7 separate regions of the Homo sapiens genome follow, and regions 1, 2, 3, 5, 6 and 7 are each linked to region 4. The links are chromatin loops, found by intact Hi-C in ENCODE. Cell type or tissue: mammary epithelial cell. All regions are shown on one strand. Each heading gives the region's core, and the rest is flanking DNA. Links, peaks and the distances in the headings are about the cores only.

Region 1 (4,504 bases), core at 274-4,273, 630 kb before region 4:
GGCACCAGAAGAAGAATGGATTGTATGTCAAGATTTTACTTGGCATTGAGTAGTTTTTTTCAATAGTAGGTAATTCCTTAGAGATACAGTATACCTGGCAATTCACAAATAGCCATTGAACAAATGTGTGGGTTTTTAAAAATTATATACATATATGAGTTGCCTATATTTGCTATTCAAAATTTTGTAAATATGCAAATCAGCTTTATAGGTTTATTACAAGTTTTTTAGGATTCTTTTGGGGAAGAGTCATAATTCTTTTGAAAATAACCATGAATACACTTACAGTTAGGATTTGTGGTAAGGTACCTCTCAACATTACCAAAATCATTTCTTTAGAGGGAAGGAATAATCATTCAAATGAACTTTAAAAAAGCAAATTTCATGCACTGATTAAAATAGGATTATTTTAAATACAAAAGGCATTTTATATGAATTATAAACTGAAGAGCTTAAAGATAGTTACAAAATACAAAAGTTCAACCTCTTACAATAAGCTAAACGCAATGTCATTTTTAAAAAGAAGGACTTAGGGTGTCGTTTTCACATATGACAATGTTGCATTTATGATGCAGTTTCAAGTACCAAAACGTTGAATTGATGATGCAGTTTTCATATATCGAGATGTTCGCTCGTGCAGTACTGTTGGTTAAATGACAATTTATGTGGATTTTGCATGTAATACACAGTGAGACACAGTAATTTTATCTAAATTACAGTGCAGTTTAGTTAATCTATTAATACTGACTCAGTGTCTGCCTTTAAATATAAATGATATGTTGAAAACTTAAGGAAGCAAATGCTACATATATGCAATATAAAATAGTAATGTGATGCTGATGCTGTTAACCAAAGGGCAGAATAAATAAGCAAAATGCCAAAAGGGGTCTTAATTGAAATGAAAATTTAATTTTGTTTTTAAAATATTGTTTATCTTTATTTATTTTGTGGTAATATAGTAAGTTTTTTTAGAAGACAATTTTCATAACTTGATAAATTATAGTTTTGTTTGTTAGAAAAGTTGCTCTTAAAAGATGTAAATAGATGACAAACGATGTAAATAATTTTGTAAGAGGCTTCAAAATGTTTATACGTGGAAACACACCTACATGAAAAGCAGAAATCGGTTGCTGTTTTGCTTCTTTTTCCCTCTTATTTTTGTATTGTGGTCATTTCCTATGCAAATAATGGAGCAAACAGCTGTATAGTTGTAGAATTTTTTGAGAGAATGAGATGTTTATATATTAACGACAATTTTTTTTTTGGAAAATAAAAAGTGCCTAAAAGATGTATGTGGTGCTTTTCTTCTTTACCTGCAATAAAGAGTCTGATCAGGGCGGTTAGTGAGAAATCAATTCCACACATTTGTAGAGGAGCCACATTGAACCCGTACCTACATAAGACGGGGATTTATTTTTTGAGACGGAGTCTCGCTCTGTCACCCAGGCTGGAGTGCAGTGGCGCAATATCGGCTCACTGCAACCTCTGCCTCCCAGGTTCAAGTGATTATCCTGTCTCAGCATCCCGAGTGGTTGAGATTACGGGCGCACGTCACCACGCCTGGCTAATTTTTGTATTTTTAGTAGAGGTGGGCTTTCACCATATTGGCCAGGCTGGTCTTGTGAACTGACCTCGTGATCCACCCACCTCAGCCTCCCAAAGTGCTAGGATTACAGGCGTGAGCCACTGCGCCCAGCTGGGGGATTTATTTTTTAAATTAGCATAAAGGGAGTCATAATTCACGAATACTTATCTGGCCACGTAATGCACGAGACCTTAAGCATCCTTAGTTGAAAACACCATAGAGAGTTAACTTGCATGTGCTAGTCTGGAGGCTGTGTCATCAGAGGCAAACAAGAAGAATTGGTGTAACACTTAAAAAAATCATTAGGATTTGGTTTTATTCCGCAGCAACAAGTACACCTAGAACCTACATCTTGTGTTTTTTTTTTTTTTGACACTATCACACAGGCTGGAGTGCAGTGGCGTAATCGTGGCTCACAGCAACCTCTGCCTTGGGTTCAAGGGATTGTCCTGCTTCAGCCTTCTGAGTAGCTGGGATTACAGGCACGTGCCACCATGCCCGGCTAATTTTTGTGTTTTTTGTAGTGATGGGATTTCACCATGTTGGCCAGGCTGGTCTCAAACTCCTGGCTTCAAGTGATCCACCAGCCTTGGTCTCCCAAAGCACTGGGATTACAGGCGTGAGCCACTGCGCCAGGCCTAGGTTTTGTTTTTATTTGTTTATTATTATTATTTTTAATTATGCTTTAAGTTCTGGGGTACATGTGCAGAATGTGCAGGTTTGTTACATAGGTATACACGTGCTGTGGTGGTTTGCTGCACCCATCAACCCGTCATCTACATTAGGTATTTCTTCTAATGCTACCCGTCCTCTAGCCCCCAACCCCATGACAGGCCCCAGTGTGTGATGTTCCCCTCCCTATCTCCATGTGTTCTCATTGTTCAATTCCCACTTACGAGTGAGAACATGCGGTGTTTGGTTTTCTGTTCTTGTGTTAGTTTGCTGAGAATGACGGTTTCCTAGATCTTGGTTTCTAATACCATTGTCCAATTTTTAAAAAATGAGCTCCTTAGAGAAACAGCTGATTCTAAGATTGGAGTGGGAAACATGCAAGTCCGGAGCATCCTGTAGTGTGAGAAAGTGGTATATCAGAAGGAATATAGGAAGCGATGAAAAAACCCGGCCGGGCGCGGTGGCTCATGCCTGTAATCCCAGCACTTTGGGAGGCTGAGGCGGGCAGATCACCTGAGGTCAGGAGTTCAAGACTAGCCTGGCCAACATGGTGAAACCCCGTCTCTACTAAAAATACAAAAAGTAGCCGGGCGTGGTGGCAGGTGTCTGTAATCCCAGCTACTCGGGAGGCTGAGGCAGGAGAATCGCTTGAACCCAGGAGGCAGAGGTTGCAGTGAGCCAAGATTGTGCCATTGCACTCCAGCCTGGGGGACAAGAGTGAGACTTCCTGTCAAAAAAAAAAAAAGAACCCTACAATAATCGGGGTATGTCAGCAACAAAGTAAAGCAGGATTGCATTATAATACAGTATAAACTATCCCTTTGTCTGTACTGATATAAATGGTTGCATAAACAGAAGAGAGAGATCTGTGCCGAATGACTCCAAGTAAGTTTTTTAGATACCTCACCCTCAAAGAGTGGAAGAAAACTGTCTACTCTTCAGTGTGGGCTACATATAGTGACTTCCTTCCAAAGATTACCTTGTGGAAAGGAGGAGAGGAGGAAGAGTAGCTTTACAGTGGGTAAGTCTGCCCTCACCACCTCAACCAGTTGATCAAGGTCCACCTCAGCAGTGATAAGTCACGCTGATAGTGTGTACCCTTGATATGATGTGATGAAAATGGAACTTTGCTTCTCCTTCTGAAAACATGTACCCCAGCGTGATCATGAGAAACACATCAGACAAACTGCAATTGAGGGATATTCTACAAAATACCTGATAAGTATTCCTCAAACTATCAGGCCATCAAACACAAAGTCTGACAGATTGTCAAAGTCAAGAGACATGACGATACAATGTCATGTGGCATGTGGATGGGATTCTAGCACAGAAGGAGGGCACTGGGGGAGAATGGAGGAAATTTGAATAAAGTATAGAATTTCACTAATGTATCTTTTTTTTTTTTTTTTTTGAGATGGAGTCTCGCTCTGTAGCCCAGGCTGGAATGCAGTGGCGTGATCTTGGCTCACTGCAACCTCTGCCTCCTGGGTTCAAGTGATACTTTCACCTCAGCACCTCCCTGCCTGCCCGTCGAAGTAGCTGGGATTACAAGTGTGTGCCACCCGGCTAATTTTTGTATTTATTTATTTTTTTTTTGAGATGGAGTCTCGCTCTGTCGCCCAGGCTGGAGTGCAGTGGCGCGATCTTGGCTCACTGCAAGCTCCGCCTCCTGGGTTCACGCCATTCTCCTGCCTCAGCCTCCCGAGTAGCTGGAACTACAGGTGCCCGCCACCACAGCTAGCTAATTTTTGTATTTTTAGTAGAGACGGGGTTTCACCGTGTTAGCCAGGATGGTCTCGATCTCATGACCTCATGATCTGCCCGCCTCAGCCTCCCAAAGTACTGGGATTACAGGAGTGAGCTACTGCGCCCGGCAAGTTTTGTATTTTTTGTAGAGACAGGGTTTTATACCATGTTGGCCAGGCTGGTCTCAAACTCCTGACCTCAAGTGATCTACCCACCTTCCCCTCCTAAAATCCTGGGATTATAGGTGTGAGCCACCATGCCCTTTTCGGCTGTAATGTGTCCATATTAATTCATTGATTGTGACAAATGTATCATACTAATGTAAGCTGTTAATATCATACTAATGTAAGCTGTTTCCCCCTGGGAAACTGGGAATGGGGTTAGAGGAATTCTATTATCTGCAATACTTCAGTAAATCTACAACTACTAAAAGAAAAGCGTTAGTTTAAAAAAAGTGAAGAAAAGCCAGGCATGGTGGCTCATGCCTGTATTCCCAGCACT
Region 2 (4,504 bases), core at 210-4,209, 160 kb before region 4:
TCTCTGGTTCTTAGCCCTTTCTTCTGCTGAATTATTTCAGTTTATTGGACATTTTATCATCCCATGAATCTCTCTCTGTTCCATGGGTTTTAAGGCTAAAAATGGAGCCCAGGCAGCCTGCTTGGAAGCTTATTTACACTGAGATCCACTCAGGCACCTATGCCTAACCATGAGATGTATCCCTTTTTGGTAACTTGCTTGGCATACTCCAAACTGTTATATAATTCTCAGCTGACTCACCCTTTGCAGTGTGGAAAACAGGTTGTACCACCTTGTGCTAAAGGAAGCAGGAATGAAACTGATGTCTTCTCAGCAAATTCTTGGAGTAGGGGGGTAGACAGATTGGGTTCCATATATTACTCTATAAACTAACAGTTGTCAAGCTAGTACTTCAGATTAGGCTGGTCTGCTATCAAGTTGTCTTCTTTAACTGAAAAAGTATGGGTTACTCTAACACTTGGAATGCAAAAAATGTCACATTTCCCCATTTTGCTAAATTATATTAAATATAGATTGAGCTTTTTATTTTTCAAGATTGATGAGAACTTCAAACTTAGTGATTTTCAGAACCCTCATTATCTACCTTGGGCTAAGGACCTCAAGATTTGGGGGTACAGGATGATGGAGGACAACAGCATCATTCCTCAATCTCTGTTTACTTGTGGCTGCCACAGCCCATGTTTCAATGGCTTGTTCACAGATGGACTGCTCTCTGGCAGTTCCAATTTTTCCAGCCACACGTGACTTGGAGACCCTCATCAGAGCTTCCTAGGTCACAGGACACAGTTCTTAGTCCTCTCAGCAATAAGGGGCTGCATTTTAATGGCGCTGACCTATGTCACTTGTGCACCCTAAGCCCCTTTTTCTCCTCAGTTGAAGAGTCAAACCAATTTACCAGTAACCTAGTTGTTCCCTTCCCAAATATTAAATCAGCAAGCCTCCAAAGCCTTTCTTTTTCAGGTGATCCAGTTTATTTTTATTTCTTTATTTTTAATTTATTTTTAGAGATGGGGTCTTTCTCTGTCACCCAGGCTGGAGTGCAGTGGCAAGATCATAACTCGCTGTAACCTCCAACTCCTGGGCTCAAGCAATCCTCCCACCTTAGCCTCCTGAGTAGCTAGGACTATAGGTGTTCACCACCATGCCCAGCTGATTTTTAAATATTTTGTAGAGGCAGGGTCTTACTATGTTGCCCAGAATGGCCTGAAACTCCTGGCCTCAAACCATGCTCCTGTCTCAGCCTCCCAAAGTGTTCGCACCACTGCACCTGGCCTCAGGCAATCCAGTCTAATATTCTTGTTGGGCCCAGAATTTTAAAGGCAGAAATTGTTTGTCTCACATAGTGATTTGTTTTGTTTTAATTAAACTTCAATACCTTTAGACTGGACACGTAATCTCCAGTTGACAATCTCCACCACTCTCTATTATCTTACTCCAACTAGTTTTCTTTCTTTATTGCCCTTACTGTCTAGTCTTGGAAGGGAGGTGGAAGAATTACTTTAGTTTCTTCCTTAAGAGTTTATAGTAAGAAATGATACAATTTGATTTCTCTATAGAGTATTTTACTACATAAATTTTTGAACAAACCACTGTGTTATAGAGTCTATTTATTCTAGCCCGCTTGCTCTCAAGGTGTGGCCCATGAATAAGAAGTCTCAGTATCTCTTGGGAACTTGTTAGACATGCCAGCCCCCACCTCAAATCTACTGAAATAAAATCCTGGGTGTGGGCTCCGCAATCTGCACTTCAACGAGCCCTCTAGGAGATTCTGATGCATGTGCAAGTTGAAGAACTCCTGTTCTAGAATGTCATATGCTTTGGGTACAATAATCCATAGAGAAAGATCTGTCATTTAGAACTATTGGTAACTCCTCAGGTAAGTCCTTAGTTCTCTGTTTTTTTCCTTCCATACTCTCTTGGAGTGCATATTCTCTCAAAATTTTAATTGATGCCCTCTTGTGGCTATGAGAATTCCCAGGTATATCACTATATCCCAGATCTATTATTTTCTTTCTTTCTTTTTTCTAAATCATTGTTTCATTCCAGGAAAACTCAAATTTAATATTCTGACATTATTGGAAACTACATTCGTCATTTGTACCCCATAGCAATTTATCTTCCCTCTTTTCCTCTTTATCATCAGTGGGGAAAAGTAAGCTGAATGAGTCACTTATCTCAGGTGAAAAACTTAAGGGGGCAATAAAAAATGTCAATAATCAAGACAAATAATATTTTAACGAAATTTTTTAAAGTTAAGATTAATGCAAGAAAATCCGCGATGAGCAAAACTAATTTTTTTTTTAAATAGAACTAGTAACCTTGCTATGCTAAGTCATATTGGAGCTTAAGGCAAAAGGAAAAAAATCAGTAGTATTGATCCTGTCTTTATTTAAAACTTTGATATTTTTTATCATGAATATTTTTGCATATATTTTATCTTAAAAATATTGCATTAAAATACTATCTATCCTGATTATTGTGTTATTTGGTGCTGACTTAAGTTTTATGCCCAAGACAAGTCCTCACCACATCACTGAAGGTTAGAGCATCAGTTTTTCCTGTGCCTTGCATACAAACACAGCTCTTTCAGGAAGGTGCCCCTTACTCTTCTCTGTACAAGAAATCTCTGCTGATTACAGATGGAGCCAGCAGGCAGGAAAGAAAGTTGATTGCATTCAATGATTTGAGAGACACTCAAAGATCACCTGACCCATTAAACTAATTTCCCTCTCCATTAGGTTATAATGGCAAAGTTGATGGTTTGGTTCAAGAAGAAACAAAACACATATTGGTTTCAAAGGGAATACAAGGGAAAATCTTGGGTGTCATAGGTCTCTCTTATATTTGTTCATAAAGTGATTGAGCTCCTGGAGAATAAGTTCCCAAGGAAGAGGAATGTTGAAATATTAATAGAAGGTAGGAGTTCAGGAGAAGACAGGGACCACCGCTTGCCCATAGCTGATGCTTATCTGCACATCGTCTGTTTAGCAACCGCACACTTAGTGTATACTAAACAATCTTAGACTTGCTCACAGGCTGCTTTGTAATTAGTCTCTGGATGAATCACGTGGGTACATTTATCTTCTCCAATTAGACAGTGATTTTAATTTCAGAAATCATGTGTCCTCTCTTTGTTTGGATCCTATTCTTTGAAGAGGATTTTATTAAGGAGCCATTCCAGAAACTTTGTCTAAGTTACATCTGACTTCATTCATTCAGTCTTTTGTTTATTCTGTTCACACACAATACACTTGAGACCAAATAGAATGGAGTAGATATTGAATTAAGTAACTAAGCATTAAAAAGAATTAAAAGCCCAGTTGCCTTCAGTGTTTATTAATTGCTGAGAGCTACATGGAGACAATTTCTACTCTCCAGGAGCTTCTAAAGCAGCGAGTGGATGCCTCCAATACAGATATACATGAATAGCATATATAAAATAACCCAAAACTTTAAACCTACGTATCAAAGCAAATTGACAGTTAAATCACATTCTTAAGGCATAGCAATATTTATTTCATATATTTCCAAACCTAATGTTGCATGCCCCTACAGCCAAGCTCATGGGTCTTTGAAGATGCAAACAGTCTGAGTACAAATTCACTTTTCATGCAAAAACTCCAAAACACAGCCGGCAAATGTGCCCTTCATAAATCATCAAATAGTTTCTTCAGTTGTAATACTATATGAATTAAAATTGTCAAGACTGTTTTCCTTTTATAGCAGTTGATTCAGTATCTTTTAAAGTCCTCAAAGCTGTCAGATTTCTACAGCTTGAACTTCAATAAATAAACTTAGGTTTTCTTTGTATTTAGAGGTTTACAAGAGACTTTCAAGCTCTGACATGTTTAGAAAGTTACCTTAGTAGGTTGAGATTTTATTACTATGATAACTTAACAAGACAGAGGTCTTAAGAGTAATTTCCTCTGTGACTTTCAGAAGAATTTACCATTTATGACTTGAGAGCACTGTCTTACATAAAAACTTATATTTTGGGAGATTATCTTTCAACAGAACATTTATCTCTCTCTATTTTTTATATTCTAGAATGCACTTACAAGTGTATTGGACAGAGAGAGTATCTTTTGGAACATTTTTGCACTGGTGAAAAGTTGTTCCGCTTTTGTAGGCCTTCGTGCCATGAAGTCAGTGAATATGCCAATCCACGCTGCCTGGTTTAGCAACAGGTGAGGAGGAAACTCCACCTCCGTGAAGACTTGTTTGTATTGAGCTGATGAATGGCCATGTGAGACGCCAACAACTGAGGGAAGAAAGTAATTCCCATGTCAACAGGAGTCCCAGGGACTTACCAAAAAAGTCACCTCTATAAACGTCTTCCAGAGGATAATGCCCATTTCCTAAGTTCACCGGGACTTGGGGACTCACCACTCTGTGGTATAGAGACCTCACTGCAGTTGACCTCCAAACCTGTGGGGCACAGAAGAAGAGACAGGTGTAGGTAGAACAGGATATCTGTTTTTATGTCTCTCCTGGCTACAGAAGA
Region 3 (4,504 bases), core at 225-4,224, 870 kb before region 4:
GAGGGTAAAGACAAATAGAGAAACAATTATCATAAGTATGATGATGATGGACAAAATGATAGGATAAAAGATGAGACCACCTGTGTATCTAACCTAGCCTTGGGAGGAATTGGGGAAGACTTCATAAATGAAGAACTGCCCCTTTTGACTAAAACTACTATTAAAAGTAAAACTTCAGACACATTAAATTTAAAGTTTAATTGAGCAATGAACAATTCGCAAATCAGGCAGCTTCCAGAATCACAGCAGATTCAGAGAGACTCCAGGGGTCCCTCATGGTCAGAACAAATTTATAGACAAAAAAAGTAAAGTGGCATACAGAAATCAGAAGTGAGATACAGAAACAGCTGGATTTGTTATAGGTTGGTGTTTAACTTATTTGAACACTCAGCAGTGTATGAATGGTTGAAGTATGGCTGCTGGGGTTGGCCCAGACTCAGCTGTTGTTACAGGCACATACCCCCAAGTTAGGTTTTCTATCTTGTCTGCCTATTAAGTTAGGTTGCAGTTTGTCAATACGGACTCAAATATAGAAGTACGGAGTCCTTCTTAAGGCCATATTTAGTTTGCATTAACACTATGAACTAAGGAAGGAAAGGAAATTGGGGGAATGAATATATAGCATATATAAAAGCCTGAAAGTAGGACAAAAAGGACAAAATGAAGCTTTTTGAACAAACTAATTCGGTATGGCTGAAGGATAGACTGAGAGGCAGGGAGTTAAAAGAGATGAAACAGAAGCAGGAAATGGGCCCAAAGAATGCATTTGGACCATTATGTAAGACCTGTGGGGAACAATTGAAAGATTTTAAGAAGAGGCATGAATTGATCTGATTTTATATCAAAAGATCACTGTAATGTAGAGAATAGATTGGAATGGCATAAGCCTGTTAGACAGAGAGGGTCTACTTTTAGAGGTTATTTCCATTATCCAGATGAGAGGTGATAATGGAACTGGATTAGTATCAGTAAAGATGAGAGAAATGGGCCAGGTTGGAAAAGTATTTAGGAGACAGAGCCGACAGGACTCAGTGACTAGATTGGATTGGTTGGATGAGAACTCGTTAAGGATGTCAGCAAGGTTTCTGAATTAAACAGCTGCATAAATAGTGATATAGTTTTTAAAACATTAGAAAATACAAAGCTTTAATAGGAAAACATGATAAATTTAGTTGTTTCACTTGAAGTGTCTGTGGCATCTACAAATAAAAGAGTTGACTGTAGAAGAATCTGAACCTCAAGAGAAAGATCTGGGAATTAGAGAGGCCTGTGGTATAGATAGTATTATTACTATTTTACAAATAAGTACTGTTGGTTCTGTGGTTCAATTCTGTTGTGGATTTAATAGGCTTTTGTTGACTGATATAATAACTTTAAAATATATGGGAACTTCCTATGGTTATTCCTAAGCAATCCACATAGCCATATAAACTTTGGTATGTAATCATCTTGAAAATTTCCTCATTTTTTAGGTTTTTGCTGTTTTTTAAAAAAAAATCTTTAAAGTTTATCCCATTGTAACATAAATGTGGTTGGTAGGGGTAGGTTGGTAGGTAAGGCTGTGTGGGGAAACAACCAACAGAGCCGTTTCTGGAAGTAGGAAAACTGAAAGCAGATGTCCTTGTCTCCTTGTCTCCAGTGTTCTTCTGACCCCCTATCCACATCAAAATGGACACTACCTAACCAGGGGATTCCTGGGATTGGGGCTGCCCTGTGGATGCCCCAGCCAGCCACAGGGCTCAGAATTGATTGGATGTATACTGAGGCTAGAGTGGACAATTGCCACCAGGTGGTGCCAAATTGCAGCCTGAGCCCAGATGAATTTGAATTTCACAGGACACCTAACTAGCTAGGTGTACAGGCTTGCCTTTATCATTTTAATCTCACAGTAATCCAACTCTATGTTTTATGTAATCTTTGGGGATCATAGTTTCTTCATTATGGCAGATTTAACTGTAGTTAGAGCTTGTATCATACTAATCTTCCACACAGTAAAAAGTAAATTATAAATTACTTCTTTTGAAATCTTAGAACTTAAAATGGCTAAAGAAAGAATTTTAATATTTCCTGTTATAAAACATGAAATTCATAATAAGTTTACACATTTAAGGTTGTGTGTGTGTGTTTAGGTAAATTAATCTTTTGCTTTGGCCTGAGATGTGTAATTATGTTAATTACTAGTATTTTATCAAAGTGTGCTGTTACAATAAGTTGAAATGGATGAAGTACTTACACTTGCATATTTATATTTGGTCTCCTTATCTCTCCCCCAATAAACTTTTTTTTTTTTTTTTTTTGACGGAGTCTTGCTCTGTCACCCAGACTGGAGTGCAGTGGCGTGATCTCAGCTCACTGCAACCTCCACCTCCCGAGTCCAAGCGATTCTCCTGTCTCAGCCTTCTGAGTAGCTGGGATTACAGGTTCGCGCCACCACGCCCGGCTAATTTTCATATTTTTAGTACGGATGGGGTTTCACCATCTGTTGGCCAGGCTGTTCTCAAACTCCTGACCTCAGGTAGTCTGCCTGCCTCGGCCTCCCAAAGTGCTGGGATTACAGGCGTGAGCCACCATGCCCGGCCCCAATAAACATTTTCTAAAGAAACTGAAATGATGATTAATGAAATATATTTTGCCTTTAATTTGTTGTCTATACATTGGAGGATATTAAAAGGATACTTTTTCTTTTCTCTTCTTTAATATGGAAAAGGCACATGGAACTTACTCTGTCCAATCTTGGTATCTGACCTGCAGTCATTCCACTAGTTCTTGAAGTTAAAGTATTGAGAGAAAAGAAAGAGAGTAGAAGATATAAAGACTTAAGAAAAGGGCAATTATAAATGAAGAGAGAACTTGGATATTTAGATACATCAAACATACTGTAGTTGAAATTATAATATGTATGTATGCTTTGGTCCAGTTTGTGAATTAAGCTTTTTTGTCTTTTCTGTATTTTCTAGTTACTTAAAATTCCACTTTGGAGCTGTAGGAAATGAGTGAAAGGTACTACAGTGCTGAGATGTATTATATAAATAACTTCTTGCTTAGTAGGTATTATGTGACAGAAATGTTATGGACCCTCTTATGCATTTGGAAATAAGACATTCTGTGAGTGGGAGTATATTATGAAAGAGATTTGGATCAAAAGACTGAACTTGATCCTGGTTCTACCACTTACTAGCTCAGCAGATAAGTCACTTAATATCCCTGAAGTTTAATTTCTTCTTTTATAAAATGGGCTAATAGGCTAGGTGTGGTGGCTAACACCTGTAATACCAACACTTTGGGAGACTGAGGCAGATGGATTGCTTAAGTCTAGGAGTTCGAGACCAGCCTGGGCAACATGGCAGAACCCCGTCTCTAGTGAAAATACAAAAAAAATTAGCCAGGCGTGGTGGCACAGGCCTGTAGTCCTATTAAGGAGGCTGAGGTGGGAGGATCACCTGAGCCTGGGAGGTCAAGGCTGCACTGAGCCAAGATCATGCCATTTGCACTCCACCCTGGGCAAATGGAGTGAGACCCTGTCTCAAAAAATAATAATAACTAACTAATAATACTTTTTAGGGTGGCCCGTGAGGTCTAAATGAAATAATATATGCAAAAAGTACATTATAAATTATAGATGTAGATGAGTTATTTTGGTACCTTGTGCCTATGTAGAATACTTGAAGAAAATATTTTCATCTGTTATGTTGACAGTTTAAGGAAAATCACCATTATATAAAAGTCATCTGATAATATTATGGGATTATTTATCATTAGAAGATACTAATACAAAATATATATTCTTAAGTGTTTATCTCCATAGCATTTAACCAGTTTTCTTAAATGACGTAATACAGACGTAGAGGGTCTACATGCCATTCTTTTCTGTCTAAATTTCTGCATAAGATGGCTAGCTTATGTTTCCTAATTAGGTTATGAGATAATAAGGTAAAGGGAGATAAATTCAGCTGATTAAGTTTTTCCATAAAGTAAAACTACCTTTATTTAAGGTGGTCTTGTTAACTGTAAACACAGAGCTATTCTGAGTGGTGCTCTACAAAAGATAATAGAGGTATTCATGATGCTCTTGATGCAGTACAGAATCTGGAAATTGAAATAGCTTTACAATTGTTTGAAAGGGGGTAGGCAGTAGAGAAAAAGAGATTGAAAAGATGCTTTTAAGTGCAACAATTAGTATTGCTTTAGTGATTTTATTTTCCTGCCGAATCAATAAAAACCATCTTGACCACAATTTATCTTCCAAAAGTACTCAAGAAGAAACTTTAATGATATAAACTTGAAATTTATGTAGAATCTTAGAGTGATATTAAACAACTTTGAATCTTGAATCTATTTACAAAGGTTAGTTGAGTATATGTATTGTATTACAATGGTGAATTTAACTAGTGTACAGAGGTTCCAGTCATCATTTTAAAAGTGTATGTCCTCATTAGTGCTTAAGCAAACAAACAAACTTCTTTTGTTCATATCTTACCAGGTATCTGTATAATGTTTTAAGTTC
Region 4 (4,000 bases), core at 1-4,000:
TGCTGTCTTCATTTGTACACAGCACCCATTACATTCAAAGAGCTGTGTGCCAAACAAGCACTCAAGAGCAGCCTATTTAATTTTATTTAATGATTAATGCTTTTGGTCCACATCTTCTCACTGGCTTCTAACAAAATTTTAGTAGACTATGGAGAAAGACCACTCTATGTTAATTAAAGCCTTAAAAACAGATTAAAGTCTCTTGCTCTCTCATTACTTTACCGTCCCTGAAGGGCTGATGCTGAACAGGTAGGTACTGCTGGGTAGACATGCATAGGAGCACGGTTCCAGTGAAGAGAGAAGACTCGTAGGTTATCAGCAAACTAGTCTGAGACCAGATATAAGGAAAAGCATAGGCTCGAGAGAAACCAGAGTTTCAATCCTGGCTCTACTGCTTTCCTAATACCTGCCCATGTCCACGTGCCCTAACCTTGCTCCTTTCCAGGGATTTACATGTGTGATGAGTATATGTAAAGCACTCGAAGAGGTATGTTTGTGTTCAAAGGTAAAAAAGAAAACCTGAGATTCACACAAGTAGTTTGTCTAAGTTCACTAACAAGTTAGGGGCCAAAGAGATTGAAACTTTTGTCTCTGGACTTCAAGTTTGGTGATATTTCTATTATATTTTCTAATGTCTCAGCAGTTACCAATATAGCTCATATTCATGAGCTATTTGATCAGGACTTACAAACAACTTACGGGGAGAGGATTTTTCCTTGAAAAATGTCAGTGTGCTCTTAAATGATTTATTATCTTGGCATCACTAAGCACTATGCTTTATCTAACAAGGAACCTAGATGGGGGGGTCTGAAATGGAGCTTTATGTGGAATGAGCTATTTAATTAATGAATACAGATGTGAAGTCATGAACAGCAGCACTCACTCGTCTGAAGTTAAGATCTAGCAACCACAAGCACCTGCGAACAAAAGGCCACCAGGATGCACAGCTGTCACAAAGCCCCTGATTTTCTTTGTAGGAATATCCTCAAACCACTTCAGAATCTCATCCAGTAAATGAAGATGAAGATTCAAATTAGAAGCAAGAAATACTGGAATAGCAGCAAGAAATGATGAGGCAAGTAAGAAAGTGAGAAAAGACAGAATCTGCAATCATTTAGGATCGCTATGTGTGGAGGGGCGTGTGTACATATGTGTGTGTGCATTCCAAATATGTAATCAAATATAATTAATGGAATAAACATGTAATAGTATTTGATATTAATTACAGAGACTTCATTCATCAAGAGAAAAATTATTAAATAATGTGTGGTTTCATAAAGGTAGGGAAGATCATACTCTGGAAACCATTAAATCAGAATTGCTTAATATTTTTAAGTGTCTATATGAATAAACTTCCTTAATGTACAAAATTCAGATATGAATAATTCCTAAGAAATGTGACTACCTTAAGTTTACTAATTTTTAAGGTTAGAGGTGTATGGCTTTCATATGAATTAAAATGAATATTATACAGGATTACCTACTGGGCCTCACAAATTTATCAGAGAACAGTATGTCAATTGGGGATAGAAAATATTTCCAGATTCATTTGAACAGACTATTTTTACATATTGTAATTCCTTTGCAAAAAAAATTTGATTTTATCTTTATTTTGCCTTTTAAAAAATTCATCATTAAATTGTAATATTCTGCAGAACACTGATAATGTCAGTGTCATTGTTCCATTTTAATGTCATGTCATACATACTGTTAGAGTTCTAGTTTCTCTTCAGACCCTCTTCTAGACTAGACCCAACATCTGGTTCTGGTGCACCATCTAGTGGCTGTAGGAATCACTGATGCCTGAATGTTACTTGCTTTTACTGCATTGTAGAAATTACTAGAGCATTTATTTTTTAGAAAATAGTGAGAATTCTAAAAGGCAAAACCAAATTCACAAAATTATTTTCTTCTAAAATTCAAATGCAAATCAGTTAATAAGCAATAGAACTCTTAACGTGAGGGAATCCATAGTGCATAATTGTTTTGTATAGCACATATTTAAATGACCATATTAATTTAAATGGCAATGCATACTCATTTAAGTACTAATATTTATTTGTGAATATGCATATTTATTTAAATACTCTGTAAACTGCTTCATGTACAGAGACCCACAATTTAGACAGTGGATATAAATAATTAACCTGCTGACAATAATGTGTATGTGATGGCTGAGATATATTTTTTCCTTTTTTTGACATGCCTTAAATGATTAAGCACAAGCAGGCATTAATAAACTCATTCAAAAATACTTGGTCACATCTTCGTGTTATTATCTAAACTGTACACTCATGAAAATATACTTATTTTTAATTTAGAAAGGCACTCCTCAGCATTTCTTTTTCTATTCTAAATTCTTTGCTAATATCTAGAAAATGTACCTCTTTCAAATACCTACAAATATGTTTAAGTTACTAAGTTGTAAATAAAAAGATGACTGATCAGGTACTTATATGGTACAAAAAGATGAAGCATTAAAGGCAAAATTAACTTTCTCAAAGCAAGTTTCTCACTGATACTTACTCCCCTCCCATAGCGTGCATGGCTCTCGTAAGTCAACTGGTATAATCCCAAATTCCAAATTAATTGTTGGTCACACACAAGTAACTTACTCAATATGCCTGAAGCAAAGGTAAGGCTAAGAAGATGTTTACTAAGAGCATGCAAACCAACCTGATTCCCTATAGAAATAGTTTTGATTTCATTTTGAACACTGTTACAAAATCTTATACATAATTATAAATCAGAAGTCAGGATGGGCTCATTTTGAACTAGTTACAGAAAAATCAACCAAATTTCACTTTTTTTCTTTCTAAAAATAATGTTATTTGACTGATAATAGTTCAAGGAAGCCATGACTGCACATAGTAACTATCTCTCTGCTAAGTGGATGAATGGATTTGACATATCTTGGTTTTGGGCAGGTATTTCACAAGGACATTTAGATTTAACTGTGAGGCAGAGAAATGTGAGCTGGAAACAGGAGAGCTAGGTGGATTCTGGCTACTGTTTAAAGAATTAAGACCTATCTGAATGGAGGCCTCTCGGATCATGTCTTAGGGTTTTTTCCTTGAACGCATCCCATTCAATACATTCATCAATTACCTGGCACAGATGAAGAAGCTGAAACAGACAGCAAAAATAATGAAAGCAAAGTGGGTAGGGAGAACTTTCAAGTCATTTCAATTTATTAGAATAATGGGCCCAAATCAAGAAAATGAATATAGAATAATTATTTCTTAGACTTGAAAAAGTATGTGCAACCTCAGAATAATGATTCTGTCCTGTATTTCCAGCCTGTGCCTCAACACTTTCAGTGATAGGGAACACACTACTTCCAAGCAAAGCCATCATTAAGGGACAGCTCCAACCACACATACAACATGGCATGTTTAGGTTTAAAAGAAATCTATTATAGGTACAAGGGATAGACAAGATACAGTTGTTAGCAGTTTTTGATTTAGATAACCCAATAGAGTAAACTGCTAAAAAAAACTTAACACCATTTTTGCATATACAGGCATATCTTATTTTCCTGCACTTCACTTTATTGCATTTCGAAGATATTGTCTGTGTGTGTGTGTGTGTGTGTGTGTGTGTGTGTGTGTGTGTTTACAAATTCAAGTTTTGTGGCAATCCTATGTCAGGCAAGTTTACTGGCGCCATTTTCCCAAGAGCATGTGCTCACTTTGCATCTTTGTGTGATACTTGGGTAATTGTCACAATATTTCAAACTTTTAAATTATTATTATATTTTGTATGGTGATCTGTGATCAGTGACCTTTGATGTTTCTACTGTAATTGTTTTGGGTTCGATGAACTGTACCCAAGACGGCAAACTTAATGGATAAATGTTGTGTGTGTTGTGACTGCATCACTGACCAGCTGCTACCCCATCTTACTCCCTCTTCTTGAGCCCCCCTATTCCTTGAGACACAACAATATTGAAATTAGGCCAGTTAGTAACCCTAAGTGTTCAAGTGAAAGGAAAAGTCAT
Region 5 (4,504 bases), core at 280-4,279, 370 kb before region 4:
GAAGATCAAGAATATCATATATATGAGGATGCACGCGCACACACACACCATTTTCTGTTCAGTTTCAGCAAGTTTATAAACCCCATGAATCTATTTGTCAACTCTCTATGGCACCATGTGCTAGAAAATAAGCATCTCTGGTTTAGAAAACTAGTGTGTTTTTATGTACCCTGGTTTGTTCATTTGTCTGTTTTCTGTTTTTTGTTTGTTTGTTTTGTTTTTGTTTTTTGACCAGCTCGTCAATCTTTAAATCTGTTTTGCAAAATCTTAGTTAAAAAAGTATTTCTTTTCAAAGACGAGAGTAACTTTTAAAAAATTTGTGTCATTCTACAGATTCCATTTTCCTGCTGCAAACTAGAGATCCTGTCTCATCTTGGATGTAATTCCTACAGTTAGACTTCTATCAAAGGGTCATTGTGCCAACTGGAATTCTTTCCAATTCGAGAAATAAGAATTTGAGGAATCTCTAAGGGTAGAAATGACTTCTATCGGGAGACAGCACACTAACGCAAGAGGGCCAATGGGGTTCTGCCACCTGTATTTGTAAATAAAATTTCACTGGTACACAGCCATGCCTGTTCACTATTGTCTATGGTTACTTTGTGTTACAAAGGCCAAGTTGAGTAATTGCAGCAGAGGTTATGTGGCAGCAAAGCCTAAGAGATTTGTTATCTGGCCTCTTACCGAAAAAGTTTACCTATCCTTGTTGTGTATCATTCTGATTCACAATTTATCACCCTCAGCACTATTGACATGCAGGGCTGGGTGATCTTTCCTGTGTATGTTGGGGGAGTGTCTTGTGCTTTATAGGATGTTTAGTGGCATCCTTGGCCTCCTCTATGCACTACATACCAGAAGACCCCCTACCCTCACCCCAGTGGTGACCATCAAAAAGGCCTCCAGATGTTCCCAAATGTCCTGGTTGAGAACCATGATTCCAGCTTGACAGATTCTGTCTTTTCAACTGGAGAGGAGAGGAGTCCATACCTACTTCATGCCTTAAGAATCTCTTCCATCAGAAAACTTTGCACTAGAACATTCTTCCAAGGAATACAATGTCTTCTGCTATTATATCAATTCCTGTCTGTCCTTTCAGTTTTTAAAAGAGGCAGAACACTACTGATCTCCATTGCTTGAATAGAAGTTTCTCTAGAATCTTTGTACTTACTAAGAAGTCATTCCTCCCCTCAATATTATTCAGTGCTACCGTCACTTCAAGCCCACATAAATGGAATAATTTGGATTTTCTACTACAGAAAAAGTAGCAGTTGTGTACATGCAAGCTATTATCACTGTTACAGTTCTTCCTCTGACTTAACCTGAGACCGGTATGTGGAGCTATCTTCATTAAGATATCCATTAAGAAATTTAGTGAATGAGAAAGATTTATGGCATGTATCCTAATCAGAGAAGCATCACTGTCTGAGAATGTGAATGATTCCCTTTCTAAACTCTACAATTACCTGGTTCTGTTTCACTATAAGAATTGCCTCAACAATATAATTATACTGCAAGTATTTTTCTTTTCACATTTTATCTTCATTTAGTTAATGACAAAGCTGTATATAGACACATACATATATATGTGTGTGTGTATATATATATGCATATATATATATATGAAGTCTTCCAACTTCTTTTAAAACAAAGGGGTGGCTTAAACTAACTGACTTTAAGGAAAGAGTTTTTCTCTTAAAAGCTGACATCTAAAAAATAGATCTATATTTCTTTTTAAATAGGTTAACAGAATTACAATTTTAGCAATCTAAATAATATTGTTGAACCTGATGGTATTTGTACTTTCTGAACTAAGCAGATATTATCTTTTAATATTTATCTTAAGCAGATATGGGTGAACTGATTTTTATGAAGAAGTCTTGTAGAAATTAAACAAGAAACATTTAGTTCCTCCAGAGTCATCAAGGTAGATGACGATTATATAGAGAAAATGAAGCTATTTCATCATTTCAGAATAACTGACATGATTCATCACTGCAAATATATTAAAATTAAAGAAAACATGGATTCTTGAGAAAATGTAATTTAGAGCTCAGGACTACATTTATTATTTAGAAGGGTGAGAAGTGAGTTTAAAATAAATTCATTAACTCCCAGACTACAACGATCTGCAGTTATCCTTCCTGAATTTTACCTGATGAGGTAAACATGACCTAATGTTCCAGAGGCTTGTTCCATACGTGTGACGACTGTGACATTGCCATGGATCCAAGCAAAATATTGTTTCTCTGGCACTGCTCATGTTATCATTACCATTATGCAACCTTAAGTTTCATGTAGTTTAAATTAGAGAACCAGCAGAGTTTAGTCAAGTTCCTGTTCAACAATCCAAAGATCATTTAACTTTCTATTTAAAATTTTTTTTCTGGGGAAGTATGTTCCTTTCTTATTTGGAAATAAGAAATAACTTTTAAAGTGTCAGGAAAACAAACATTCACATAATGTTTTCTCCAGCGCTAATTCCAAAGTGATCAAAATTCTTTATAACATGCAAGTTGGAAGCATGTACTGTTTTCTTTATTTTGTCTTCAGTGATTCAAGGTGGTCTTTTTTTGTTTCCTTCTGTTTAAAAATCAAATTTCCCATGCCGGAAACTATTATTGTTTTATACTTGGGTTAATAGTCACTCTGACCTTTTTACAAAAAGCAAAAAAAAAAAAAAAAAAAAAAAAAATCAATTCAAACCTACAAACCAGTGTTTTTATTTTGAAGAAAAACAAACTTTCTTTTTTTCCATGAAAGGGACCAAAAAAAAAAAAAAACCACAGCAAACAAGTGTTTTATGATTCACAATTGCATGCTCTTCATAGTCATGGCAGTTATTATCCAATTATGTATGGTTTCTCCTGTATCATCTTGTCTGTATATCTTACGGGTGTCATTTTGTTTATTTTTGCTTTGATTATTTTAGAATTAGTACAACATACAGGATGTCTGAGCGCATCAGTTATTTTCAGGCTCAATCTTGTAAATCTCCACACCCATTTTGTGTAAAAGCTTCCACAGATCATATGAAATCTTGTGTTGATGACATGTTGAATACAGTTGCCTGAAGAAAGTTCTGACATTTGTCTTTCCCTATTTTCTCTTAGTTGCTTTATTTATATTCACTCCTTCATGTAATAATAAAATTTTAGGGTCCTCCTAATGTGTCAGAGGTGGTATTTTCCCATTACTTCCTTCTTAGGTTGATTCTGTTGTATCAGCATATGTATCCCCATCTTACAGATTTGGAAACTGAGGCTCTAGGGAGGTGGTGTAGCTAGTAACTATGGATCTATGGTCTGATACTTTTCTGCAAAATATATTTGTATATTGACTTAGGAGGTTGTATTTGTACCTATAAGTGACAAAAATAAAATAGTTTAATAAATCAACTACAGTGTTCGCTAACTGAGTCACTGTGAGGGAAAAGCATAAAGGTGGAGTAATTGGCCGTGTCTCAGAGTAAGAGCATAAATTTCTCAATTCTTCTTCATTTCTTTTGAGATGGGGTCTCCCTCTGTTGTCCAGGCTGGAATGCAGTGGTGCAATTTTGGCCCATTGCAACCTCTGCCTCCTGGGCTAAGTGATCTTCCTGCCTCAGCCTTCCAAGTAGTTAGGACTACAGGCATGCACTACCATGCCCAGATAATTTTTGTATTTTGGTAGAGATGGGGTTTCACCATGGCACCCAGGCTGGTCTTGAACTTCTGGACTCAAGTGATCCACCAGCCTCAGCCTCCCAAAGTGCTTGTATTACAGGCATGAGCCACTGCACCCGGCCAAATTTCTCAGTTCTTAAGCTGTACATTTAAGACAATTGCCTGAAGAGTAAAATATTTACTCAATCAAATTATTACTTTTTTTTAATGTGCCATTGTTGTGGTTTTGACTGATCTTCTGAAGCGGTGATTTGGCCTTACACAGTCCACAGCCTCAGGCTAGAATATCTGTAGCCTGAGCTTCTCCAACTTGCTTCCCAGGTCCTTTCTCTATGCAACAAATGAAGAAATTATTTATGTACGTGGCATTTTACTTCATTTTGAATAAATTGCATTGCACTTCTTTATATATTTAATTTTTAAAATTGTTGTAAGATATACATAATATTAAATCCAGCAATGTAACTATTTTTAAGTGTGCAATTCAGCAACGTTAAGTACATTCACAATGTTGTGCACAACCATTACCGTGATCCAGTTCTGGAACTTTTTCATCATCTCAAATAGAAACTGTCCCCACTAAATGATAGCTTCCCATTCCCCTTTACCCCCAGCACCTGATAACCTCTCTTTTTTAAAAAAAAACTCTATTAATTTTACTGTTCTGGGTGCCTGCTATAAGTGTAATCATGCAACATTTGCCCTTTTGTGTCTCGTTATTTCATTTCATGTAATGTTTTCAAAGTTCATCCATATTATAGCATGTGCCAGAATTCCATTCCCTTTGAAGACTGTATGTAGATAATCACATTTTTCTTGTCCATTCATCTGTTGATGGACAT
Region 6 (4,000 bases), core at 1-4,000, 480 kb before region 4:
TATTCTGAAGTACTGGCAGTTAGGACTTCAACATATAAATTTTGAGGGGGACAAAATTCAGTCTGTAACACCATATAATGCTGAGGCTATAGATCTAGGGACCACACTTTGAGAACCACTCTTCCAGACTTGACTGGCCAAACAAGAAATAACTTCTGAAAATACATTTTTCAATCTTGGTAAGCAGTTCTTGGCCTTCTACTCTTTCTAACAACTTTCTCATGATGATCCTTTCGACGTCTCTCTTATAATTATTATCCTTGGCAGATAATTTTCCAGTCTGCAGTCTACGTCTCTGTCCTCAATGACTCTTAAATACGTGTCAGAATCCAACTGGGTGTCTTGCCAACAGCTCACACTTAGTGTATTCACACCAGAGCTTATTTTGGTTGGTTTGGTCTTGCTCTTCATTTTGTTTCCCTGTTTCTGTGACATGACCACTCACTGGACATTTAAATGGGATCATGGAGTCATATTTTGTATTTTCCTTTCCTCTGCACCAAATCGAGCAGCATCAACTTTGCAAGTCTCTGTCCCCATAGCCCTTTTCATTTTGTGTCCAGCTTTGTTTAGGTCTCATTCCTTCTTCTTCGAATGTTGCAACAGCCTTCTATCCGGAATCTGTCCTTTTAGTCTCTCCCTCCTTTAATGAAGACTATCTGCTGTTGCTGGAGTCATCTTCCTAAAGCATTATTCTAATCAAAATTTTCAACTGTGGCTGGTCCATAAGGTAGTGAGTTACCTCAATTGATTGTTCCCAGTCAGTGACAGATCGACTTCCTTGTTCTATTCTTTCCCCACTTCTCACTACTGCACTTAACTAGTGTTAAAAAAAAAAATCAAGTGTTTTTCCACTGCTTATTCAATAGGTAATATGCCCAGTTAAAAAAAACCTCAGGGTTCTGCTACAAAAAAAAAGAGTGAGTAAGAAACTATCAGTCTCCTCCAGCCTGCTCCACTGATTCCCCAAATATTCACTTCATCTTTCCTGTCACACAAGACCCTTCACCCTTCCCAATGCACACACCCCAAAGTGCAATGCAGTTAGAATCTCCAGCTCAAGGTTAAAGATCTTTGCATGTTGTGCATTTGGCTCTGTCAGATCCCAGTGTGCCCAGTGTGGATCATCATGGTCTGGCAAAAAATTATCTGCCCATCGCACCAATATTCAGTGGTGCAGTAGGAACATAGTGACTGCAATATAGTATCTGTATTAGCCTGTTCTCATGCTGCTGATAAAGACCTGCCCAAGGCTGGGTAATTTATAAGGAAAAAGAGCTTTAATGGTGTTGATAAAGACATGCCCAAGACTGGGTAATTTATAAGGAAAAAGAGCTTTAACGGATTCAGAGTTCCACGTGGTTGGGGAGGCCTCACATCATGGTAGAAGGTGGAAGGCAAAAGGCACGCCTTACATGGTGGCAGGCAAGAGACAGAATGAGAGCCAAGCAAAAGGGGTTTCTCCTTATAAAACCATCAGATCTCATGAGACTTATTCTTATTCACAACAGTATGAGGGAAACCGCCCCTATGAATCAATTATCTCCCACTGGGTCCCTCCCACAACATGTGGGAATTGTGGGAGCTACAATTCAAGATGAGATATGGGTAGGGACACAGCCAAACCATATCAGTATCCATGCAGAAAAGGAGAAAAATAGAAGATTTGAGGGCCATAGCAACTTTTAAATGATGCTGAGCCAGAACAGTGAAGACTCCAGCCTAGGCAGTGGAGTTATTATCATGGCTGTTGTCCTTGTTGGCCATTGGTTTTACCTTCTCAGACACTCTTTCTGGCCCCCTCTCCTCTGTGATCTTTCCAAGGTGAGCATTATAAAGTACACTGTTCTTGGGGTCTGCATTCACACCCACCTCTTTTTGGTGTAAGTTTGGAGACTTGGATTGTTTTAGGGATTGCAACATCATGATGCCAGGCTTGGGGTTTCATTGGCAACACAGTTCCCTAAAAATCTGAGGGGCTTCCAGTCTTCTTGCTGTTGTTCCATCCTGTATGTGAATAACCAGAACCAGAGGTCCTGTTTTCATATAATTTTTGAGCCTAGAGTCTCTAGTTTATTACATACGGGCCTTTGTGCTTTGCCAACTTCTCTTCCCCCAAATTAACTTGAGATGATTTGAAAAATAGGCATGGGGATCTTTGCAAATTTGCTGCTTCCTTGTTCTATAGAAAATTCCTGAAGGGAAGGCTTGAACAAGGTGTGGGGTCATGGTCTTATATCTTATAAGATATAAGATATATCAACCACAATATAGCACAACCACAAGGTGGCTTGTGCTCTTGCCTCTGGCTGTGGCTCATAATAGTTTCACTTTGAAGTAAGGATGTAGTCAGCTTTTTCAGCCTGAAAATGTTCCACATTAGACTTGTTAACCTAGCTGCTGGCTGTGGCATCTTAGCAAAATTGTATTTCCTTCCACTCTGCTGGCAGACTGACTAGCTCTAGCCTAGGTTTATCTCTTTTGTGTAGGATTTTGTTGAAAGTATCAGAACTTGCCAAAACACACCACCCTTCTAAAACTTTCATACTATTTTCACTAATGCCACAGGCTTGGTTGGCACCTTTGAATGTTCTGCTAGTCACTGTTTTTACTAGGATCACCAGTTCCCTAGTCTGCAAGAGTTTTATTTTCCCCCCCTCCAAGAGATGATGTATTGCTATGTTGCTCAGGCTAGAATGCAGTGATTATTCACAGATGCAATCATAGTTTTACCTTTTCTATGTCACTCAGACACCTCCTTTAAGTGAATCCTACATTTTAGCTAATGCAGTAGCTCTCTTTTGGTATCAAATTTTATATTAATTAGAATTAAGTTTGGGTGCACATGTCAGAAAGCAAAAAGTAACAGTGGTTTCAATGATGCTGGTTTATTTCTCTTCCTTTTAAAAGAAGTTTGGAGGGAGGCAGTCTAGAGCTTGTTAAAGACTCCCAGTATTGTTAGTGTTCCAGGATCTTCCAGCTTTCCTCTCCACCTGCCTAGAGTGAGGACATTGAACTTGTGATTTAAAATGGCTGCTGGAAGTCCAGCCATCACATCCACTTTCCATACATGAAGAAATAGAAAGTGGAATGAGAAGGGTATACCCTTTACCTTACACTGAGATTTTTGAGGAAATCTATACTTCATTATAACTGCGTGGCCAAGATTTAGTTAATCATATGGCCACTCCTAGCTTCAAGAGAGGCTTAAAATATAGTCTTTTAGCTAAGTAGATGTATCCATCTATCTATCAAGGTTTCGTTACCAAAGTGAAAGGGAAGGTATACAGCAGAGCAGGAAACTAACAGCCTGTCACAGGTAAATGTATAAGTAATAGGGAACATGGCAAAGAGGCCAAGCATGGTGGCTCATGCCTATAATCCCAGCGCTTTGGGAAGCCAAGTGGGCAGATCACTTGAGGTCACGAGTTTGAGACCAGCCTGGCCAACAGAATGAAACCCCATCTTTACTAAAAATACAAAAATTAGCTGGGCGTGGTGGCGCATGCCTGTAGTCCCAGCTACTCGGGAGGCTGAGGCAGGAGAATCGCTTGAACCCAGGTTGCTTGCTGCAACCTCCACCATTGTACTCCAGCCTGGGCAACAGAGTGGTACTCTGCCTCAATAAATAAAAATAAAATAAAATAAAATAAAGAAACAAAATAAAGAGTTTAATGTGCCTCAAGGGAGCTCCACGTAAGTGTGAGGAGGAATTCTGCAGAGGGTGAGGTAGCAGTCAGCTACAACAGCCGTGGAGGGCTTTCAAAAGAAGGTAACATTTGAATTCAGTTTTAAAGAATGAGTAGGAGAGAAGTAGGGCAGTTGAACTGGAGAACCAGGACAATTAAAGGCAAATATTTGAAAAAAATGCAAGGTCTATACCCATTTGACTAGACAGGGCTGGGAGTAGGGCGAAGTGAAGGAGATGCGCAGGGTACCTGAGATCCTCAGTTCCAGGGTCTTGCCAGCCTGGGATGAGCAGCTCCACAAAATGTATGCT
Region 7 (4,504 bases), core at 249-4,248, 240 kb before region 4:
GCTATTTTAAAATCCATAACAACATTACTGTTAATTCCAGTCATCATCCTACTATGCAATAGAACAGCAAAACTTATATCTGACCTGAGTTTTGCACCCAATCTTTCTCTATCCGGCTTTTCCACTTCCCTCCCCATCCTTTGGTAACCATTATTTTACTCTTACTTCTATAAGAACACCTTTTTAGATTCCACATATGAGTGAGATCATGTGGTATTTGTCTTTCTCTGCCTGGCTTATTTCACTTGGCATAATATGGCTCCAGGTTCATCTATGTTGCCGTAAAAGACAGGATTCCATTCTTTTTATGGCTAAATAGTATTCCATTGTGTATATGTGCCATGTTTTCATTATCCATGCTGTGCAGTGTTGACTGTCAACACTGTCAGTTTTTTGCACAAAGTGAGGGGTGGGGAGGAGTTGTGCAGCTAATGGAATGGGGGAGATGGCTTGTCCTCCACCTTCTCCAGAATTAGGGCTTCATTAATTTGTTTAAATATTTCAAATCTCCAGGATTGAGGCATACCTACAGTAAAATGTAAATACAGAAACACTTTTCAAGGAGAAATATTCAGGATTCATTGATTGTTTTTCTTTTCCATCAGTATGCTACCATTTTCCTTTATTGACACAGATACTCAAGAATTGGCTATACTGTCATCCCTTAGTGCCTGTAGGGAATTTGTTCCCGGGCACTCCCCACCCCACCATAGATACCAAAATCTGTGGATGCTCAAGTCACATATATAAAATGGAGTGCAGTATTTGCATATAAGCTATGCACATCCTCCCATATACTTTAAATCATCTCTAGATTACGTATGATACTTGATTACTTATGATTATTTATAATACAATGTAGATGCTAAGTAAATAGTTGTTATACTGTATGTTTTCATTTGCATTGTTTTTATTATTGTTATTTTCTTTTTTTTTTTTCTGAATATTCTTAATCCACAGCAAACTGAATCCATAGATGTGGAACCCATGGATACAGAGGGCCAACTGCACTTTGTTTATTCAAATATTAAATGGGAAATCTATTAAAAATCAATCTTTCCTAAATTAAACTGTTTTTAATTTTTTTTTTTTTTTTTTTTTTGAGACGGAGTTTCGCTCTTGTTGCCCAGGCTGAAGTGCAGTGGCGCGCAACTTTGTCTCACTGCAACCTCCGCCTCCCCGGTTCAAGCGATTCTCCTGCCTCAGCCTTCCTGAGTAGCTGGGATTACAGGCACGTGCCACCACTCCTGGCTATTTTCATATTTTTAGTAGAGACGGGGTTTCTCCATGTTGGTCAGGCTGGTCTTGAACCCCCAACCTCAGAAGATCCACCTGCCTTGGACTCCCAAAGTGCTGGGATTACAGGTGTGAGCCACCACGCCTGGCCCCTAATTTTTTTTAAGTGCCTCCCAATGCAAAAACACATTGCCACCCATAAACTTATTTCGGAAAAAAAAAGAATAAACCTAAATAGAATCAAGCCTCAGAAAATTAGAGACCAGGAAAAAAAAAGCTGGAATTACCTTAGAGGGATTACATCACCAAAATCCAGTCTACAGGAAACTTCACAGGCCAAATCACTCAATTTCTTCAAATTGCAAAAAGCAAAAAAGGGGGAGGGGGGAAGCTGTAATTTGAGAGCCCTCAAAGACATTTATTTTTAAGTATTTTAAATAAATACTGTACTATTGTATATAAGGATGTACATTTAGGGCATAAACCATGAAGAAAAGGGAGGAAGTGATGACTGTCAACGTCTGGACTGTTTTTGCTTTTAGGGAGGAGGTAAGGGCTGTCATTGGCACAGCACACAGAGGCAGTACTACCAAAGCGTTTGGCAAAGGTCTATTGTTCCTAATTTTAAATGGGCTTAGCTAGAAAGGAACATATATTAAACATAAAAAGCACTACAGGGAGTTTATAATTTCATTGTCATTGTATCTACTGGTAGTTTCTGAACTGTCACACAACCCCAGGTTCTCTGGAGTCCTTTATGCCTACTCTAGAAGGGCATAAATCCCTTATCACACTTCAACAGCTGTCTGTACACATTTGGCCAAAAGTATCAGAGAACACCAACTCCTCAAAAAGTAGGAGTGTGGGAGAGAGAGGAAGGTTTAAGTCTAAACCTAATTTCCCGGTTCAGACAGTTGCCCGCACTAAAGGCCTCCTATTTTCTTTCAACAGAGATAGCATTTGGTTTTCCATATTTATATCCTATATACTTGTGTGTACAATGCAAGCTTTGTTATGCTGTATCTGGCCAGTGTTTTCTTCCCTTTACAACAGGCAGTAACTGTAGCTGTGCATAATGTACCTGACAGTGAAGGTGGCTGGCTATTGAAGTCTCTTGTTGGGCAACGTTTGTGCTGGCACAGCCATGGTATTTTTCTTTCTTCCTGTCCCTCCAAACTTTCTTGGTTTAATGACAGTCTTATGTTTCATTTGTTTTCTCTGATCCAACGTGTTTATGTGAGGGCAGTTCTAGGGTACATAAAAGTCAGTTTCAGGGTGGTAATTATTGACCATGGTTTTACACAGCACCTCATGTGGTAAGAAGATAAATGCATAATCACCCAGTAATAAGAAAAACTCTGACTGAAGGACCAAAGGACGTTGTCATTTTACTCCACCCTCTGTGAGTCAGCGAAATGGATTGAATTATAAACCAGAAACCAGCACTTCAATCTGATGAAACTCATCCTATAGAGGAAAGTGTCACTACATGTTGGCAGTTTGTAAAATGTGATGATCTGCCCTAATCCATTGGAACTGACATGTCCTTAATAATAGCAACATTCTTTGTAAATTAAATAGCTATTATTTTTTCAAACCTGTCAGGATATGCTTATGCAGTTGACGCACACGTGATCATAGTCATGTTCACTGTGTCTAAAAGTGAGAAAAATAGAATCCATTTTGGAATGTGTAAAATTAAGCCAGTAATCTTGGTCTCTCAAGGCATGAACCAAAACTGAGCTAAAAACCCTGGATTGATTTTCCACATATAAATAAACTGAGTCTGGATGGTGGCATATGTCCCAAGGTCATTGTGCAATGGTAATCGATGATTAATTAATCATGTAGTAAACATTCATTGAGCACCTATTCTGTCCTAGGCACAGTGCTAGGCAAGGATGCAGCAAAGAAATGACAAGAATCGTTCTTATCTGTTTCCATTTCTCCACTGCTTGTTTAACCCTTTCTAGTCAGCAACCTGGTACTCTTTTCTCTCCTGTGAGGAGAGAGACCGTCTGTGCTCCCTGTGCCTTCAAGGCTGCCCTTGCAAAGGACACTTCTTCCACAGAGAAACGAGTGACATATGGTTTATGTTGGTGGCTTAGCTAAAAGGGAACATATTTTCAGCATAGTGCTGCCACCCTTTTTAAAAAATTTCTTGTAACCTCGACGAACCTCAGGAGAAATTCTCTAGAATTGTGTTACAGTACATGAACAATTCTTTTGCAAAGTTATTTCATGACTTGAAGATTATAACAGGTAAGGATTGCAACATGAAGTCATGCAAGACAGGCTTAAAATAATTTGAAATTTTCTGACGTGTCTTACAAATAAACCACTGTGAGAGTCATCTTAAAGTCAGGCTTTATCTTGGACACATCAGCTTATAACCTGGGTAATGATGTGTCTGAAGCAGACAGGATATGGCAAACTGGGAAGCCAAAGGTTTAATCAGGGGGCTTACTATCAGCAGATCTCACTTAATGGACTGTTATCAAGGTGTTGCTGAAGATTGCAAATATTAAGCCTGAAACACCCGATGGTTGCTGTTTTGTTTATAATATTTGAATGAGAACAGCAAGTGAAGAGTATAAGTCAGAGCTACTGTACCTGTAGGCTGTGCCTCACACAAGGGCACCCAGTGGAGAAGGTAGCAGGCTGGGGCTAAAATCCCGTGTGCACCATGCTCACTGGGCCATACACCCTGAGGTGAGGCTACACTGGCCCAGAGGGGTGCCTTTTGTGTGTTTGTATAAAGGTGCTATATGGGTAGCTGTGGCACTAGCACTATTGTCTTCCCAAGACAGATTTTTGGAAACTGCTGACGTGGCTAAGATAGGGGAAGGGCTGTCTTACTGCTAGTGGAAGAACTAACTCTAGCTAGGATATATGTTCTTTCCCAGAACAAGCTGGGCACTCTCCAATGATTCCAAGTTACCAGGCATTTCTGGGGGCGGAAGAGCATTGTTGCTCCACCCACCTCCTTTTCCTGGAGAATTGTCAAGATCTAGGATTTCCCCAGAGCTGGAATAATTACTGAGTAGAGTCCAGCCCTGCTGAGAAATTGCAGAGTAAATTTCCCCTGAAGGCCATGTCTCCTGCATCCTGCCACCTGCATCTTGGTTGTAGTTTAAAAGTCTTGTCCAAGAGGATTGCTAAAATATAAATGCCCAGACTGACAGCTGCTCTCTGCACAGTGTGAAACATTAGCTTATAAGAAATCCTAGGTTTCCTGTGTTTACCATCACACACCACTTCCATGGAA

Evidence for each region. Peaks named below come from ENCODE experiments on the same cell type or tissue, not always from the same donor. Only the 100,000 strongest peaks of a DNase experiment are listed, where the experiment ranks them.
Region 1: a loop joins it to region 4, with 7 times the contacts of the local background. A loop is called at or near these places in 16 of 110 quality-filtered maps.
Region 2: a loop joins it to region 4, with 4 times the contacts of the local background. A loop is called at or near these places in 5 of 110 quality-filtered maps.
Region 3: a loop joins it to region 4, with 14 times the contacts of the local background. A loop is called at or near these places in 35 of 110 quality-filtered maps.
Region 5: it touches region 4 in a loop (14-fold over the local background); 7 of 110 quality-filtered maps call a loop at or near these places.
Region 6: a loop joins it to region 4, with 9 times the contacts of the local background. A loop is called at or near these places in 14 of 110 quality-filtered maps.
Region 7: a loop joins it to region 4, with 3 times the contacts of the local background. A loop is called at or near these places in 2 of 110 quality-filtered maps.

Annotation. Positions count from the first base shown.
Region 1 is chr13:73,076,251-73,080,754 of GRCh38, forward strand. KLF5 (KLF transcription factor 5) reads left to right here. Exons shown (of 4, transcript NM_001730.5): 4 at 1-1,288. Among named protein-coding and RNA genes, the nearest start is that of KLF5, 19 kb to the left of the region's middle. RefSeq lists an enhancer at 1-90. In mammary epithelial cell, for the core only: no CTCF peak of the experiment used is centred there; no DNase peak of the experiment used is centred there.
Region 2 is chr13:73,542,414-73,546,917 of GRCh38, forward strand. It overlaps LINC00393 (long intergenic non-protein coding RNA 393), which reads right to left. Exons shown (of 4, transcript NR_184171.1): 3 at 4,387-4,428; 4 at 3,488-4,261. Among named protein-coding and RNA genes, the nearest start is that of LINC00392, 20 kb to the right of the region's middle. In mammary epithelial cell, for the core only: a CTCF peak has its summit at 1,949 (motif pointing left); a DNase peak (open chromatin) is centred at 228.
Region 3 is chr13:72,838,247-72,842,750 of GRCh38, forward strand. The region is part of intron 9 of PIBF1 (progesterone immunomodulatory binding factor 1); the gene reads left to right. Among named protein-coding and RNA genes, the nearest start is that of PIBF1, 58 kb to the left of the region's middle. In mammary epithelial cell, for the core only: a CTCF peak has its summit at 1,791 (motif pointing right); a DNase peak (open chromatin) is centred at 1,785; H3K27ac peaks cover 292 bases.
Region 4 is chr13:73,706,805-73,710,804 of GRCh38, forward strand. The region is part of intron 7 of KLF12 (KLF transcription factor 12); the gene reads right to left. Among named protein-coding and RNA genes, the nearest start is that of LINC00393, 47 kb to the left of the region's middle. In mammary epithelial cell, for the core only: a CTCF peak has its summit at 1,773 (motif pointing left); a DNase peak (open chromatin) is centred at 1,767; H3K27ac peaks cover 844 bases.
Region 5 is chr13:73,336,362-73,340,865 of GRCh38, forward strand. No RefSeq gene overlaps it. Among named protein-coding and RNA genes, the nearest start is that of LINC00392, 230 kb to the right of the region's middle. In mammary epithelial cell, for the core only: no CTCF peak of the experiment used is centred there; DNase peaks (open chromatin) are centred at 710 and 2,220; H3K27ac peaks cover 2,336 bases.
Region 6 is chr13:73,226,431-73,230,430 of GRCh38, forward strand. It overlaps the pseudogene RNY1P8. Among named protein-coding and RNA genes, the nearest start is that of KLF5, 170 kb to the left of the region's middle. In mammary epithelial cell, for the core only: a CTCF peak has its summit at 2,290; no DNase peak of the experiment used is centred there; H3K27ac peaks cover 489 bases.
Region 7 is chr13:73,463,166-73,467,669 of GRCh38, forward strand. No RefSeq gene overlaps it. Among named protein-coding and RNA genes, the nearest start is that of LINC00392, 99 kb to the right of the region's middle. In mammary epithelial cell, for the core only: a CTCF peak has its summit at 2,553; DNase peaks (open chromatin) are centred at 2,616 and 3,576; H3K27ac peaks cover 2,858 bases.